Linked DNA regions of Homo sapiens: regions 2 and 3 are each linked to region 1. Evidence: chromatin contacts called from ENCODE POLR2A ChIA-PET data. All regions are on one chromosome and are shown on one strand. The core of a region is the stretch at or near the end of the contact, and the rest is flanking DNA. Distances in the headings are between cores, read along the strand shown. Region 1 holds the start of BCLAF1 (BCL2 associated transcription factor 1). Region 2 holds the start of ZBTB2 (zinc finger and BTB domain containing 2). Region 3 holds the start of NCOA7 (nuclear receptor coactivator 7).

Region 1 (5,103 bases), core at 1,423-3,922:
CGGGCCGGCGCCTGTAGTCCCAGCTACTTGGGAGGCTGAGATACGAGAATCGCTTGAACCAGGGAAGCGGAGGTTGCAGTGAGCCGAGATGGCGCCACTGCACTCCAGCCCGGGCTACAGAGCGAGTCTCTGTCTCAAAAAAATAAATAAATAAAATTAAAGTGTTTGAAAACTCTAAAATATTACACAAATATAATCTAGTATTATCTTCGTGTTAGTATATTCGTTGGTTTTCAGCCTTAGGGACAGTCAGATAAAATATTAAATGCTATGACTGAGGTAACACTTATTACCTGAGTATAAACAATTAACAAATTCATATCAAACAAGTACCCAGAGATTTTAGCTTCTTAATTCCCTCTTCTACTTATTTGGTAAATAACAAATCACTGTAAATTACACAGCTGAATTCAGCTAGTGTGCAACTACTGATTTCCAACGTAGTTTCCAGAAACTCCCAAACTAAGTCCTATGTAGAACTGATAAAACTTTTCTCCATTTCTAAGTCTTCTCATCACATAGTTAACCTCGTACAGCTTGCTGCCCACAAAAGTTGTTTAATAAATTCAACCGAGGCCAGGCGCAGGGGCTCATCCCTGTAATCCCAGCACTTTGGGTGGGCCAGGCGAGTGGATCACCTGAGGTCAGGAGTTCGAGACCAATATTGTGAAACTCCGTCTCTACTAAAAATACAAAAATTAGCCCGGTGTGGTGGCGGGCGCCTGTAGTCCCAGCTACTCGGGAGGCTGAGGCAGGAGAATCGCTTGGACCCGGAGACGGAGGCTGCAGTGAGCCGAGACTGGGCCACTGCACTCCTGCCTAGGCGACAGAGCGACATTCCGTCTCAAGAATCAGTCAATCAACCAGACCTGAGCCTACCAGTGAGTAGTACTTTTTACACGTCTGTCTTCAAGTCTTATACTACCACTGTTCCTCAAAGTCAAGAAGGGCTCTGGCTAAACAGCTTCCTTTGCCACCATTTTAATTATCTGAATTAAACAAGATATTTCAGTATTCACCACAATGTACTGGTTGAAACATGAAATCACTAAGAGAAGGTGCTCCAAGGTTGTTTACCATGAGCTACCTTTTTTAAGTGACAAGGTCTCGCTCTGTTGCCCCCGCTGGAGTGCAGTGGGACGAGCACAGCTCACAGCAGCCTCAAACTCCCGCCGAGGGGCCACTTTTTCCCTCCCATCAAATTACCTATCCTGAATTGGTCATGATCAAACAAAAATACAAAAGCCTTGTAGCAGTTTTTCCTACGTAAAGGTTATTTACTGCCTGAACAGTATCCTAACCATTCCAACTAAAGTCGAACTGAAATGAGAATTCACAAGAGGAACAAGAAATTTTGTTTTGCTTTGTAACACCAAAAAATTTAAAAGAGGCTGTTGCAGTGAGGTACAAGTCTGAAGTAGCTCATCTTTTTCGTCAGTGTTAGCCACACTTGCTTTCAACTTCAGTCTTAATTTGTTTCCAGTTCTAAAATGCTTTTTAAAAAAGTCTGAGGTAGCAAAGTAGCTGCTGGTACTTCAGCTTGATTCTGAAGAAATAAATCTTAAAAGCGAATCAAGCCAACTCATGAATTTAAAATGAAGGCAAAGTCCAATTCGCCACTCCCACCCATTTCTCACACCAGCTGTCCACCAATCGTGGCTGCAACATTTCTGACACGACTAAATGGGCTGAATCACTTGAAAAGACTCGGCTTCGCTAGTACTCATGAAGAACCGCACTTTCAGCCGGATGGGGCAGGGCCACGCTCAGAACCACCAGCTAAGACCCAATCCTCTCGCTAGGGAACCGTAACTAGGCAACCAGCACCAGTCAACAGCGCGCGCTCGCTTCAAAACAGCAGGTTGCCGCGGGTACCGAAATTAACTCCAGAGAACCAGGGTCAGCAGCGAGAGGCAGAACAGAGCACTAAAACCTAGTAGCATCACAAAAACGAGGCATTAACTGACGGGTGGTCTGAAGCCGGAGGGCAGTTTTAAAGACCACGCGAAAAGGGGTAGACCTACTCAACGCACTTTGCTGCGGGTCACAGTTATTTTCTCAAAACCCCACAGGCCACGAAGAAAGGTGGCAGTCCCAGCCAATGAGAGGCGGACACAAGTTGCACCTCCAGCGGCCGTCGGCGCCATAGGCGGGGGAGAGAAAAATGAACGAGCGCGCGTGCGCGGAGCGTTCAGTCGGGCGCGCGCAGAGGTACGGGCTGAAGAAATGGGGGAAGGGTGGAAGAGGAAGATATGCGCACGCGCACGGGAGGCCGCGCGGGCTGTGGGTCTCCAGGCAGGTTCGCAAACACGCGCGCGCCCGCCGTTAGCACTGCTCAGCGCCCCCGCCCGGCCTTTTCGGCCCGTAGTGCCTCGAAAACCTGAGAGAAGCTAACGAAAAAACGCATAAATAACGGCGCAACGTCTCCTTGGTTCTCCTTTCGCCGCCAACCCGACACCACCCACAAAAGAGTCAAAAATATGGCCTGTCCTCGGTCTTCACTGCCCCTGGAGTAACTTGAATACATTGCGAGGCCTACCTGACACGCCGAATCGCGGTTCCGGGAATTTATCTCCGTTGCAACCACACAGCGGCCATTTCCCGACTCAAGAACGCGAGGAAAACCATAGAGCTACCTTCGACGCGCTAGCACGTCTCCGTCACTTCCGATCTGGGGCGTGGCCTCGGGTGCCGCTAAATATGCGGGCAAGCCCCGCCCACCCTTCCGCTCCGGTCCGGCTTCCTGGCTGCTATTAAGATGTTGCCTGCGGCCTTCTGGGAAGTCGCGTGGCTGGTCTCGCGGGAAGATGTGACGGCTCCGCCCTCTGGCCCGTAGCGTCAGCCTTGGCCGGAGAGGCGGTAGAGTAGGGTGGGTGTTTTGTCAGGCCTGAGTTAGCTTCGCCATACGGCGCTTTTCGCTGGTGTCTCTGCCTCGTTCTGAGTAGACCCCCTAGACCTCACCGCCGCCCCTGCGTTTTACCTCAGTAAGCTCGTCTGGTCTGTTCTTTCTGTGGGGCCGGCTCAGACCAGGCAAAAAACAAAAAGACAATCCCACACTGAGGAAAAGACCAGGAGGCAAGACGTGGCTGTAATTGCAGACACGCTGCTCCCTCAGCCAGCAAGCGCCACTTTTCCTCTTGGACGCCTAACTGGAGATTAGAAAATGTGGCTTTTGGTTTGCTATTAAATTCGGCAGACGCACTTAGTTGAAAAATGGCCACGATCTAAATCCCTTTCGTGGCGTCTGATCAAATCGGAGCTCAAGCCGCAGCAGCCGGAAACCTCTTAGGCTGCTCGTGCCAAAGAAGGCCGCCCTTCTGGCGGCGTGATGACAGCTTTACCACATCGGCAACGTTGGCATAGGCATGAAAAAATAAAGAGCACGAAGCAGTTGAGCTTTCAGCCTGTGACGATGATTTGTGGCAGCCGAGGAACACAGCCCAACGTAGCTTGGTTGTCCAGAATTATAAGTCAGATTATAAATAGGCAAGCCACATTCGATTTGAATAGAATTTAAATAACAGCCGTAGCACATTTTGCATTAATACTTCTCCGGGCTGCACTTTCTTAGGGCCTAAAACCGCTATTGCTTTGATGTTTAGAGATGTTAACTACCTTGATGGATTTCAGACTTGTAATTAGCAACCAGGGTGTCAGTGAGTGAATCGAAACTAGGATTGGGCCCTGGTTGTGAATTTAACACTGTGCTTAGAGCATTCTTTCTTCACAGTCCAGTTTACCAGCTGAACTAGAAAAACGACAACATTTTCATGGAGTGAATCGTAGGTTTTTTATTGTACAGTCTGTCCCTCACCCCATTACCACCTCAGGATGTGGACACAGAAATCCTTGGCCTTTTTGTTGTGCCCTGATGTCCCAAGCATTCGCAGGTTCTCAGAAATATTTGTTGAGTGAATGAACTATATTTAAAAAAAAAACAACTAAGGGCTCAATACACGTCTGCTATTCTGCATGTATTGGGAGTCGGGGCGCTCCCAATACATGCTGTTATTCATTTATTCAAAATACCCCAAATTGCAGGCTAGGATATTATCTTCGACCTCCCTCTGCAATTCTATTGCACATGTGTTGAAAATGAAGTATCTATTTGAGGCAATATAACTGATTATGATTTTATTTACATAACATGAGGTAGTAACAAAGGAGATCCTTTGGAACAAAGCCTTTAGTAAGTGGAAGTTATACAGACTTCCCTTGAAATAGATCCATTTGATACGTGATGCTTTCCCAATCTACAAAGTAGGAGGTTCTTGAATTTAGATGTTTTATGCACATTCTTATTTTCAAAACCTGAAATTCCACCATTACAGATTCATTCTTTGTAATAAATTTTTTTCCTATTAAAATACAAACGCCGAAAAGAGCAGAGGAAAAAAGAGCCCATTTAACAAATGAGCATTGCAGAAAAATAGAACATTATCTCAAGAAGAAATACAAGTTGTAAACAAATGACCAAACTGCTAAAAAGGTACAAAGAGAATGCTGAGATAAATTAGTAAGCTGATTTTAATTTTAAAAAAAAAAAAAAAACAGAGTCTCGCTCTGTCGCCCAGGCTGGAGTGCAGTGGCGCGATCTCGGCTCACTGTAACCTCCGCACCCCCAGGTTCAAGCAAGTCTCCTGCCTCAGCCTCCCAGGTAGCTGGGGTTACAGGCTCCCGCCACCAAGCCTAGCTAATGTTTGTATTTTCAATAGAGACAGTGTTTCACCATGTTGGCCAGGCTCGTCCCAAAGTCCCGGCCTCAAGTGATGCGCCCGCCTCAGCCTCCCAAAGTGTTGGGATTACAGGCGTGAGCCACCGCGCCCGGCAAGGTAATTTTAATTTATGGTCATGGAGAAGTTATTGTTAATACGATTATAAAACTCTTTCTTGAAAGATATTGCTTCTGTTTTGGTTTGATTTTAATTTAAGATAATTGAAAAAGAGAAATGGGCCAGACGCTGTGGCTCACGCCTGTAGTCCCAGCACTTTGGGAAGCCGACACGGGCGGATCACTTGAGGTCTGGAGTTCGAGACCTGCCTGGCCAATATGGTGAAACTCCGTCTCTTCTAAAAATACAAAAATTAGCCGGGCTTGGTGGT
Region 2 (5,103 bases), core at 1,160-3,659, about 15 Mb after region 1:
GGTGGCTCACCCCTGTAATCCCAGCACTTTGGGAGGCCAAGGCGGGAGGATCACTTGAGCCCAGAAGTTCAAGACCGTCTCGGGCAACATAGCGAGATCCCTGCCTCTTACTAAAAGGAAAAAAGAAAAAAGAAAAAAATGACCTTTTAACAGTTTGAAAACATCCTGGATACACAACAAGATCATTCAAAATGCAGTGGAATTTACCTTACCAATTTATAATTTTGGTTTGTGATAAATCAGTCAAATGAGAATTAAAATGGCACAGTCCCAATTCTCTATTAAACGTTCAGGGTACTCCCACACTAAAACGCTAGTGGTGTGTACAACTCGCCCTGGTGCTCCAACGGGGTTGGCATAGATGGATGATTTACATTAGCAAGGACAGGGCAGCGCGTTTAAGCAAACCCAGAGACCCCCTGGAGTTCTGATAATTCTGACCTTCTTTATGCTTTATTTTACTAAAACAATACCCTGATAAAATGAATAGAATCAAGGCTCACAAACTCAGTGGACCCATTGTATGATGAAAGAGCTAATGAACAATGCAGCTGGGGGAGGCGGGGAGCGAGAGCCGGGTTATATCCCCAAGGCATAATTAGGAGTTCACGTATTCGGGTGGAAGTTCCTGCAGTAAAAGGCGTAGCTGCAGCTTCTCCCGGCCCAGGCACTCGCCTGCTCTGCTACCCTCGCTTCTTTATTGCCTCTTTTACTACCAGCTAAAAGCGGCAAAACCCAGCTTCCTTTGCAGCTTCTGGCTAAAAAGTTCTCTCTTGCGGCTTTGTTTAAACAAGAAGGGTTTAGAGGTTTCGCTACACCGAGAAAACGACGCCGGCCCCGGGAAGCAGCCTCCCCGCCTTGGAGTCCGGTTGGGGCGTGAGGGCCGCGCGGGTCCCACGCCCCAAGGCTAAGCAGCCGAAAGCACAGCGCGCTCGGGGCCAAACCGGGCTGTATCGCAGGCGCAGATGGCGCGTCGGGCGGAAGCTGGAGGCCGCCGGCTCAACACGCTCCGTACCCGGGACTGGGGCCCGGCCTGCAGCCTCAGCGAGCAGGCGACAAGGGCGGCGCCACAGAGGCCGACGCGTCCCCCGCCCGCCTGAGCGCGCCGCAACAGCCACCTCGTCCCACCCGCCCCGGGGCGGGGCCGGGGGCGCGGCGCCGGGGCCCTCTGGCCCCCTCCGGTCTCGCCGGCCCCGCCCCCTCCCTGTCCCCGTCCCCGAGGGGCTGAGGGGGAGGGAGGGGCGACGCACTCCGGCCGCGTTGCACGCTCGCCGCTTCCCTCAGTCCCGCGTGCGCGCGCGCGCTCGCCCCAAGTCCCGCGGAGTTTAACACAATGCCGACGCCTACGCCGTGCGCAACGCCCCGGCCGGCGCAACAGCCCCGGCGCCGGGGGCGGGGGTGGCCCAGACAGGGAGAGAGGGAGAGGGATGAGCGCGCGCGAGAGCCGGAGACAGCGCGAGACCCGAGGAGGCCGGAAGCGCGCGTGCGCGCCCCCGCCCGCGAGCGGGAGGCGGAGCCGCAGCAGTAGCGGCAGCAGCTGTAGGAGCCGCTGCAGCTGGGAGAAGCGCCAGAGAGGCCGGGCCTGCTCCGGTCGGACCGGATCCCTCCCCTCCCCCTCCCTCCTCCCTCCCCTCCCCCAAACCCACTTCCGCAGCTCGCGGCCTTGCCGCCGAAGCAGCAGCGGCGGCAGCAGCAGGAGGCGGCGGCGAGGCGTCGGAAGGATTACGCACCTGACGGGCCCGCCTCTGAGGGCTCCAGCGCGGGACGCTCACCGGCCGCCGCCGCCCAGGGCGCACTTCGCGGTGGCGGCGGGAAGGGAGGGACCGGCCACGGGGAACCGAACGCGAATCGCCCCCCTCCCCTTCCTCCCTCCCACCCTCCCTCCGATCCGCCGCCCGCCCTCTCGGCTTCCGTCCCCTCCCCCTCCCACAAAACCCCGGATGGAGGCGCCGCCGACTCGCCGCCGCCTGGCTCCGGGGGATGGTTTTGTCAAGCGGCCAGAGCCCCGGCGCCAGGCGCAGCCGCCGCCGCCCCCGCGAGGCGCCCCTGCCCTCGCTTCCCAGAACCGGGTCCCCGAGTGGCCCGGGCCTTCCGCCTGCCTGCACCCGTAGCCCTGGTACGAGGGTCATTCGTCGTCTTTGTTGCCACCGCCTCTGCCGGAACCGTTTGCGAGCTCCGGTGGCCCCCGCCCCCCCACCGCCTTCCCGGACCCTGGGCTGGGGGTGGCACGTGGGCACCGGCCCCGGGAGGCGGAGGCGGTGCGCGCTTACCTGTCGCCGGTGCTGCTGCGGCGGGGGGTGTGGAGGAGGCGCCTCTGGGCAGCCTCGGCCGTGCTGTCCTCCCCGCCGCCGCCGCCTCTGCCTCTCGCTGCTGCTGCTGCTGCTGCCGCCGCGGTCGGTGTCTCCGGCGCGGCGGCGGCGGCGGCGGCGGGGCTTTTCCTGTCCGGTTACGTTAAGGTCACATGACCGAGAGAGCGGAGAGACTAGTGCAAAGAGGCTGCGAGCGGCTCCCGCCGGGGGGGAGAGGCGGCGAGAGAGCAGTGGCGGCAAGAGCCCCCTCCGCCCCCCCCCCAGCCGCTCCCCTCCCCCCGCCCGCCTCCGCCTCCTGCTGCTCTGCCGCCGCCGCCGCCGCCTGCAGCACTCCACTGCCGCTCCCACCCAGGCTCCGCGCTCTGCTCCAGCCAAACTTCTGCAGACCATGTGCAGCCGAGGCGAGGAAACTTCTCTCCACCTATTGGGGCTGGAGGCCTGAGTCACAAGCCCCTTGTTTACATAAAGTGTTTAGGTAGCACAAGTCCTTGAGATGCTCGGGGTAGAGATGGAGAGCCACTGCTCGTATCCTTCTGCCGGCTTCTGCTTGAGATCTCTTGGCCTTTACCCTTGTCCCTTGACTTTTCGTGTTTGTTTTAATCTTTAAGACTTGAAATGGAGTGGCCTTTAGAACCGGGGAGATACTGTAAACCAGCAGTATCTTTGTGTCACCAATGGTAACTGAAAGTCATGCTGAAGTACAGATTCCTGTAGCGTGCACAGAGGCAGAGGTGCTTCCTTTACCTTGCAGATGAGTTGAGCGGCGTAAGATGTTTCTGTTAGGGTTGAATTTCATGGTTATTTCAGCAACGATTTTCGTTTTTGAAGTTTTGGCCCCCCCAAAAATGAAAGTCTGCAACGCATGTTTGTTAAGAGAACAGTTTATTCTCCTGTTAGGTTTTGGTCTTTGAGGTATGGATTCCAGAGTTGGCTATTCTGTTAGATTTAGAGGTGTGGAAAATCTTTTAACGGGGAGATCCTGAAACACGGAAACATGGCAGGGAAGTTAGAATTTCCTGATGGTCATTTTTAACATTTTAAAGTTTACTTTTTGGTTGTTGCCATTTTTCTAGAATCCGTGTCTTTTTTGGGGAAATACAGTCCTTTGAGGACTAGAATTTAATGATTTCTTTACACATCTAGGATTTTTTGAGATTTAGAAAGGATATGGCTTTATTCCTAAGGAAGTGGAGGCAGCAGTTTCTAGGATACTCTGGTTTCAAGGCATGCTAACTTGGTTGTGATGTCTAACCCATTTTGGTTTACACAGTCTGACCACTAGCACAATGCCTGGCACATAGTTTACAAATCATTTAAGGCAAGCTTACCATCTTAAGACAATTTAATACATAGAAGTGTCCCTCCTAAAAATCTGAGTTTGATTTAGAAATCCAGTTATACCTGCAGGTACTGATGACTAATTCCTTCTTTGAAGACAAAATAAGCAGCTGTGTAGCTTCAGTGGCTCTCAAATGGATAATAGATTCAGTGTATACTCGCTTTGAACTTTCCTGTTTTTTGATCAGCTAGATAAATGACTTTAGTGGGTAAATGTCTGCCTCCAAAACCAAATTCTGACCCTGATCTAAGTATTCTACTGCACCGCTGTCACTGGAATATCAAAGTTGGCCTTCAGACTGGTGCCTGGTTCCTTGGATTGGCTTGAGTATTGAGGTCTGTCTCATCTTACTAGGGAACTAAAATGATGTTGATTGTTTTGTAGAGAATTGTAATTAGAGATCTGTAGGTTCTTAATTCTTTTGGAATTCCATTCTGAAAATTTTCAACCTTATGGTGTTGGTGGAGTGCTCATGTGAAGAGTGAAACTGACTTAAGAATAAAAGAAAAAGTGGGCAAAACTAATGCTAAACTTGAGACCATTGGGCAGAAATTTGCCTGTGTGTGTAGAGTAATTGGTCTTGAGTCAAAGTAACTATGCTTATTTTTAACATCACTGAATATTTTCTAGCGTTACACTCTATATAGGCTTGTAGAAATAAACCCAGGGGTAAGCCCAGAAATTGAATATCAGTCCTAAAGAAAGCCTATCAAGAGCATCCTATTCTCTTTAAGAGCTGCTATTCGAATTTAGGACTGGGCTGGTTTGCTGCTCATTCTCTCGAGGCATAGGCAGCCACACTTGAATTTTGCCAAGTATGCAGATAATTCCAACTTGTAGTCAGGATCATCAGGTAATAGCATTATAAGGGGAGCTGTACAGACTGTATACTTTCTACAGTTTGTTGAAATAGAAACATTTATATGGATACATACATCTGCAAAGGTTAGGGAGAAAACGGTAGCCCTGGCAGAGAAGAGCTAGTTAGTGTATTTCAGGATAGGGCCAAGGGAAGCTGTCATTTCTCTACTAAGTCTCATTGTGGAAAAGCCACAAATGTCCCTAGTACAGTAATAAGGAAAAAAAGGCTGAGCGTGGTGGCTCACACCTGTAGTCCCAGGACTTTCGGAAGGATTGCTTGAGCCCAGGAGTTGCAGATCGGCCAGGACAATGTAAGAAAACCCCATGTATTAGAAAAAAAGAATTAGCCAGGCGTGATGGTGTGGGTCTATAGTCTCAGCTTGGGAGGCTGAGGTGGCAGGATCGCATATAGCCCAGGAGTTCGAGGCTGCAGTGAGCCATGATCGCATCACTGCACCCTAGTCTGGGCAACAGAGTCTCTAAAAAGGAAAAAAAAAAAAAAAGTTAAATCGCTGTTTAATTATGTGCCAATTTATTTTGGTATTTTGAGAATCTGGTAAATTAGGAATTCAAAAATAGTTTTAACACTTTTTA
Region 3 (5,103 bases), core at 1-2,500, about 10 Mb before region 1:
ATGACCACCTGCTGCTGAAATGCCAAAGCCACCACTGTTAACGCTTTGCTCCGCCTTCCAGAGAGGTTATTACAGCTTAAGCTGCGTCAACAACCCAGAGGAGGCTGCTATCTAGTTTATCTGTGTGGAAGGCCTGTAACACACTGTTAACAGAGTAGTTGCAGGCCCTTCCTTGGGATATTTTTCTGCGTATAAGAGTGAATGAACTCCACGGCCAGATCCTCCTAGTCATGTTGCAGTGCTGGTCATGGGACCGCAGAGGGAACAGCACCCAACTGGGGATGGGGAGCTCACAGGCACAGGCCCCGCAGCTGATGCAAACCTTCCCCCTCCAAGGTTCTCTCGAGTCTCTGCCAAGAGTCGGCTGGAGGGCCCAACTGCTATGTTCTTATTGCTGTAATGACTGCAATTTGGCAGCATCCAGGATGGTGTACCGGGAACGGGAGGGGGAAGGAGATGGTGGGCCCCTCTGTTAAACGCAACGCCAGAAGGGACACAGGATGAATTTATTGTGGCCATCGGTCCTGAGCTGGAAGGAAAGTCAAAGGGCTTTAAAGCTGGGGAAAAGCTCTAACTCCTGCTCTGCTGTCAAAGCCTTACTTCCCACGAAGAGTAGGGGCCAGGCGGGCCAACTGTAAGGGGGAAGCGGCCCGGGGTGAGGTAAGAGGACCCTCCTAGGTGCCGCTGCCAGGCGGCGGTTCGCTGGGGCAGCAAGGCGCCCGCACTCGGGAGGCGCCACAAAGGGCCGAGGCCTGCGGAGGCCGCACGCGCAGCTCTCCGGGGCGGAGCCGCCGGGATCGCGGCAGCGGAGGCTGCAGCAGCCGCGGGTAGCCGGGGTGCCCAGCCTCCCAGCTCGGAGGTCGCGGGGGGCGGGGAGGATGCCGCAACTGCAGTCCGAGCGGCAGAGCCCGGCGCGAGCTCCCAGGCCCCCGCAACCGCTGTGAGGCGCAGCGCGCGCCACTGGCCGGGAGGAGCTAGAGGCGGGCGTCTGCACAGCGTCGCGCCACCCGTGACTGCCCGCCTTCAGCCGGGCCCGGGACCCCGTAGCGGCCCATGCCCTGACGGGGGGCGCAGCTGCGGGGCTGGCGAGGCGTCGCGCGTGGGAAGAGGCCTAAGACACCCCGACTGCGGCGGCTGCGCACACCCGATCCGGACGCGGGGCCCCGCGGGCGCGCGCCTCGGAGCTCCCGCCTCCTCCTCTTGCTCCTCCTCGGCGTACGGTCCTCCCCTGACCCCTCCTTCCACCCGCCGAGAGGATGCGCTCCCCGGCGCCCAGCAGCAGAGGCCACCGCTCCCAGAAATGCATGCGACCGATCCCCTTCTCCCGGACCCCAGGAGCCGGCGCCCCCGCCCTGTAGGTAGGTGGTGAGGCGGGGCCCAGCCCTCGCCGCCGCCCGCCGCTGATGCTGCCGCCGAGAGGCCGCGAGCAGGGTCCAGGACCGGCCAAACTTGCCTCCCGCCGGGGGCTCGGTGGAGCGCTCGGAGGTGTGCTAATGGCGCTGGGCGTAGCCCCCTGTGAACCTGAAAACCTCTGCTTGAGCTCGGGAGGCCGAGCGGGGGCGAAGGAGAGATTGACCCTTCCCCGCCCACCCCTTGGGGGGCTCGTGGGGGTGCGCGCCAGTACGAGAGTGGGGAGGACAGGTTGGCATGGGGCTTATTTGGGGAGAAGACCGTTGGATTTTCAGCAGCTCAGGTGGAAATATGTCACTGTGTTTTTCCGGCTGGATTAGCAGATGCGTTCTTCCCATCTTTCTAGCCAAAACATGTAGACAGGCAAAGGGTTATTAGTGGCATGTAGAAGTCGCTGTGGATTTTTGTGTATTTCAGAGCTAGCTAGTTGGTATATAAAATCGATGGGGCAAACCCTTACCGTCAACACGTTAGGGCCAATTTAGAGAAGGTCCTTCTAGAAGTCAGATTATTCTGGAGATCGATGAGGCTGGGATATTGTTGTGCTGAGTATTTAGGAGCCTCTGCTTACGTGAAGGGATGTGTTTTAAGAGTGGCAACTTTGATACAGGTGTCGGGAGTTGAGATTCTGCTGGAAAGATGTACCGGGTCAGCCAGCAGAGGCAGCCTTGTGCCCAGCCTAACTTCCAACTCGATGTTATGCTCTGTATTTCTCAGAAACTGGTTATGTATTAATGCTTTTTTTCTCCTCTAGGTGTAAAGTTTATACATCAGAGCTTTTGGCAAGATTCCCTCTTCCCAGACTATCATTTTTTATTTTATATTCAGCAATAAGGCTTAAAGTTTTGAAAAATGCATCACTGTAAGCTCCAATTTTATAGTCACTTAGGTATAGAGATTTGGAGAAGTGACTCAGTATAAGCTCAAATAGGACAGAATCTTGAATCTGTTTTTTTTTAAATCCTGTAATCTTCTGCATCTTATGCAGAATAAGTACCCATTAGTTATTTGTTGAATGAATGAACTGTGTTTCAAGCTTTCATCTAAAAACCACAATTTAGAATCACAGAATTGTTCTGTAGCCGGTGAAATTTAATTGAATTTCAAAAATTGCCTCTTTGTATAAATAGGCAAACTCAGTTATTTTAACATTTATATTTCAATTCTGACATCTTTAGGACCATATGCTATCTTTCTGTAATATGTCATCAAGGTTATGAGGTAATTCTCCCCAACTCTTAAGTTCATTTCATGTCTAAGCTTGCAAAATTTCCAGTCTCACTGGTAATCATGCCAACTTCAACTGTGCTCTCAAACACAATTTAAAAAGTAAAAGTCGTGTTTTAAAGAAAATTGTAAGTTACGCCAGAGGAAACAATGATTTGGTTAATAAGTGATGTATTCACTTATTTTAGAGTTGAGTTTTTCAGGTTTGATCTAATTATCATGTCTTTTATCACAGGCAAAAGTAGAAATAAAACATGTAGAAGTGTCTGTGATTCTTAAATGATTCAAAATGTGTGATATAGATACACAATTTAAACTGTTTTCTCCTCGGTATAGAAACACATCAGTTTCCAAATTTGACAGCCAGGGGATTGTGAAATGAGGGTTTGCAAGATACAGTGTCTTCCTGCTTTAAAATGTTATATCATTTTGAAAAAAAAAAAGAAAAACAAGGTTAACTGCATCAAACTTTATTTGCTTTATTTTTACACTATGACATTTTCTGTTTTGATTTCATCTTTTTTCCATCACATGAATTTCATGAGTCAGTGTGAACTTCTTTCAGTCTCTGCTTAACAATATTATCTGGGCATGCTCCCAGGTTTTCTTTCTGACATTTTAATGCATCTTTACCATCTTCACTTCATATTACTCAAATGACTTATTTTTACACAATATGGTAGGCCATACTTTATTACTATTGCTTCTCCAACCTACTTATTTTCTTCCTAGATGGATAAGGAAATAAAACTTTCCTATAAAAGTTAATAAGACTGCAGGAACCAACAGTGGGAGGGAACTTATGAAAAAAATTAATTTGTTATGATTTATTAAAACAAAGCCAAAATTCCCTCCTGTAATAAAGATAATTACATTTTACACTTCTTAAATTTGTAACCCAGGGTATTGAGCAATTAATTTACCTGGCTCTTCCTTGCACACTTTAAGCTTTTCAAAAAAGCCCTCCCCTTTGGTTACAGTAAGCTCTCTTTACCTTGTTACTTATAAGCACTTATTTGTTCATTTTACAAGTAGGAGTTGAGCCTTTAACTGCTCAGTTTAACTGCTATTACTTTGGCTTTGGAATCACAGTCAAATAAAAGCTCTAATCTCAGATTTGAAGAGGTATTTTTCTCTTCTGTGTGTCCTACAACCAAATGCGCAGTGCCTCTGGGATTGGTTGACTCACTTTTGGGTCCTACCTCCTGATCCCCCAGCACTCCGCCCCCACAAGCACCACCAGAATGCAATCCAAGACCTGGATTTCCTCTCTTTATCTTCCTAAAGGCTGTATTTTAGAAACCTCTATTCCTTTCTTGCTAAATGCCATTTACTATTGTTTTTAAAATCCCAGCCCATAATTTTTTGTTTGTTTAAATTCAACAGGATCCACTCAATTCACTTGTGCTAAAATCAGAATTGTTGATTGCAGAAAAAAATATACAGAAGTAAATTTGTATGACCTTGAATTTCAGATATAGTGAATACATAAAGAGTGATTGTTGTCTACTGGTCTCCCCTCAACAGTGATACAAAATGCATTTGTTTCTGTACATGCCAGAGAATATGAATTTTCTGTTGCTAAATTTGATCAGAAGCTTAATTGAGAGAAATGATGTTTACGGGGGGTTGGCTGAACAAAGGCCATGACGTCAACCTATTCCCTTCCAATACTAGCTGTTAGACCAGAAGTCTAGCCAGATCTTCAGAAGCTGTACTTTGGTACCTTGTTTTGCATCCTTAACACCCCCCCATATGCCCACACTGAGGGATTTTATTAATACAGTCAGAGGAAACTTACTATTATGTTACTTTCGAAATGTGGTTATGATCATGGTACTTTCTATAGTTTCTGTTTGAAGACTCATGCAAGAAATTCCATTTAACTTTAAATGCCAAAGAAAAGCTTTACTTACCCTGAACAACTTGTGTGTGTGTGTTTGTGTGTGTTCTTTTCATCATGCAAAATGAGAATCAAATCATTGATTATATTTCCCTTTCTAACTTGGCAACTAGGAAATGAACAAATTTGCAACTCAATTTTAATAATCATATAAAAATTCATAACCTAATATCAATATTTTATCTTTTCCTATGGTCTTGAGCTTCTGTTCTACCTTGTTTTTCTTGATTCTGATGTTTATCTAATTATACTTTTCCATTTGATTGAATTATATTCTTTTAAGATGACTCATATCCTTTGTGGAACAAGGCAGATTATAAAACATAAAACCAAATAAATGAAGCCATTGCACAATTGATCTCTGGACACAGTATGTTTTTGATGAACAAGTTTAATGGGTTACATTAAATGTTTTGAACAAGAATTGCAAATTTAGTACATTTGAACTTAGCCAAATGGAAAACAATGTTACATAGTTTTACAAAACTTTTTTTTAAACTCTTACATTTATATTCACTCATTACTAATTTGAAATTAATAAAGCCATTCAATTTAAGTCAATT

What was found. ChIA-PET counts read pairs that join two places held with the same protein, here RNA polymerase II (POLR2A).
Region 2: POLR2A ChIA-PET joins it to region 1 with 14 read pairs in CD4-positive, alpha-beta T cell. The contact joins the promoter of ZBTB2 here to the promoter of BCLAF1 in region 1. POLR2A ChIA-PET finds 5 or more read pairs at or near these places in 6 of 52 experiments (CD4-positive, alpha-beta T cell, CD4-positive, alpha-beta memory T cell, CD8-positive, alpha-beta T cell and 3 more).
Region 3: POLR2A ChIA-PET joins it to region 1 with 13 read pairs in CD4-positive, alpha-beta T cell. The contact joins the promoter of NCOA7 here to the promoter of BCLAF1 in region 1. POLR2A ChIA-PET finds 5 or more read pairs at or near these places in 5 of 52 experiments (CD4-positive, alpha-beta T cell, CD8-positive, alpha-beta T cell, CD8-positive, alpha-beta memory T cell and 2 more).

Annotation. Positions count from the first base shown.
Region 1 is chr6:136,287,174-136,292,276 of GRCh38, forward strand. BCLAF1 (BCL2 associated transcription factor 1) reads right to left here and starts at 2,673. Exons shown (of 13, transcript NM_014739.3): 1 at 2,540-2,673. It overlaps LOC124901408 (a long non-coding RNA gene), which reads left to right and starts at 2,841. Exons shown (of 4, transcript XR_007059784.1): 1 at 2,841-2,984. RefSeq lists enhancers at 1,467-2,063, 1,589-1,708, 2,064-2,660, 2,079-2,198, 2,145-3,344 and 2 more.
Region 2 is chr6:151,389,150-151,394,252 of GRCh38, forward strand. ZBTB2 (zinc finger and BTB domain containing 2) reads right to left here and starts at 2,410. Exons shown (of 3, transcript NM_020861.3): 1 at 2,271-2,410. LOC124901232 (translation initiation factor IF-2-like) reads left to right here. Exons shown (of 3, transcript XM_047419613.1): 2 at 805-1,323; 3 at 1,556-5,103. The coding sequence ends at 2,455. RefSeq lists silencers at 972-1,901, 1,982-2,371, 2,382-2,441 and an enhancer at 2,423-3,295.
Region 3 is chr6:125,789,710-125,794,812 of GRCh38, forward strand. NCOA7 (nuclear receptor coactivator 7) reads left to right here and starts at 1,251. Exons shown (of 16, transcript NM_181782.5): 1 at 1,251-1,358. RefSeq lists silencers at 1-83, 674-1,513 and enhancers at 537-1,037, 1,038-1,538, 1,734-1,833.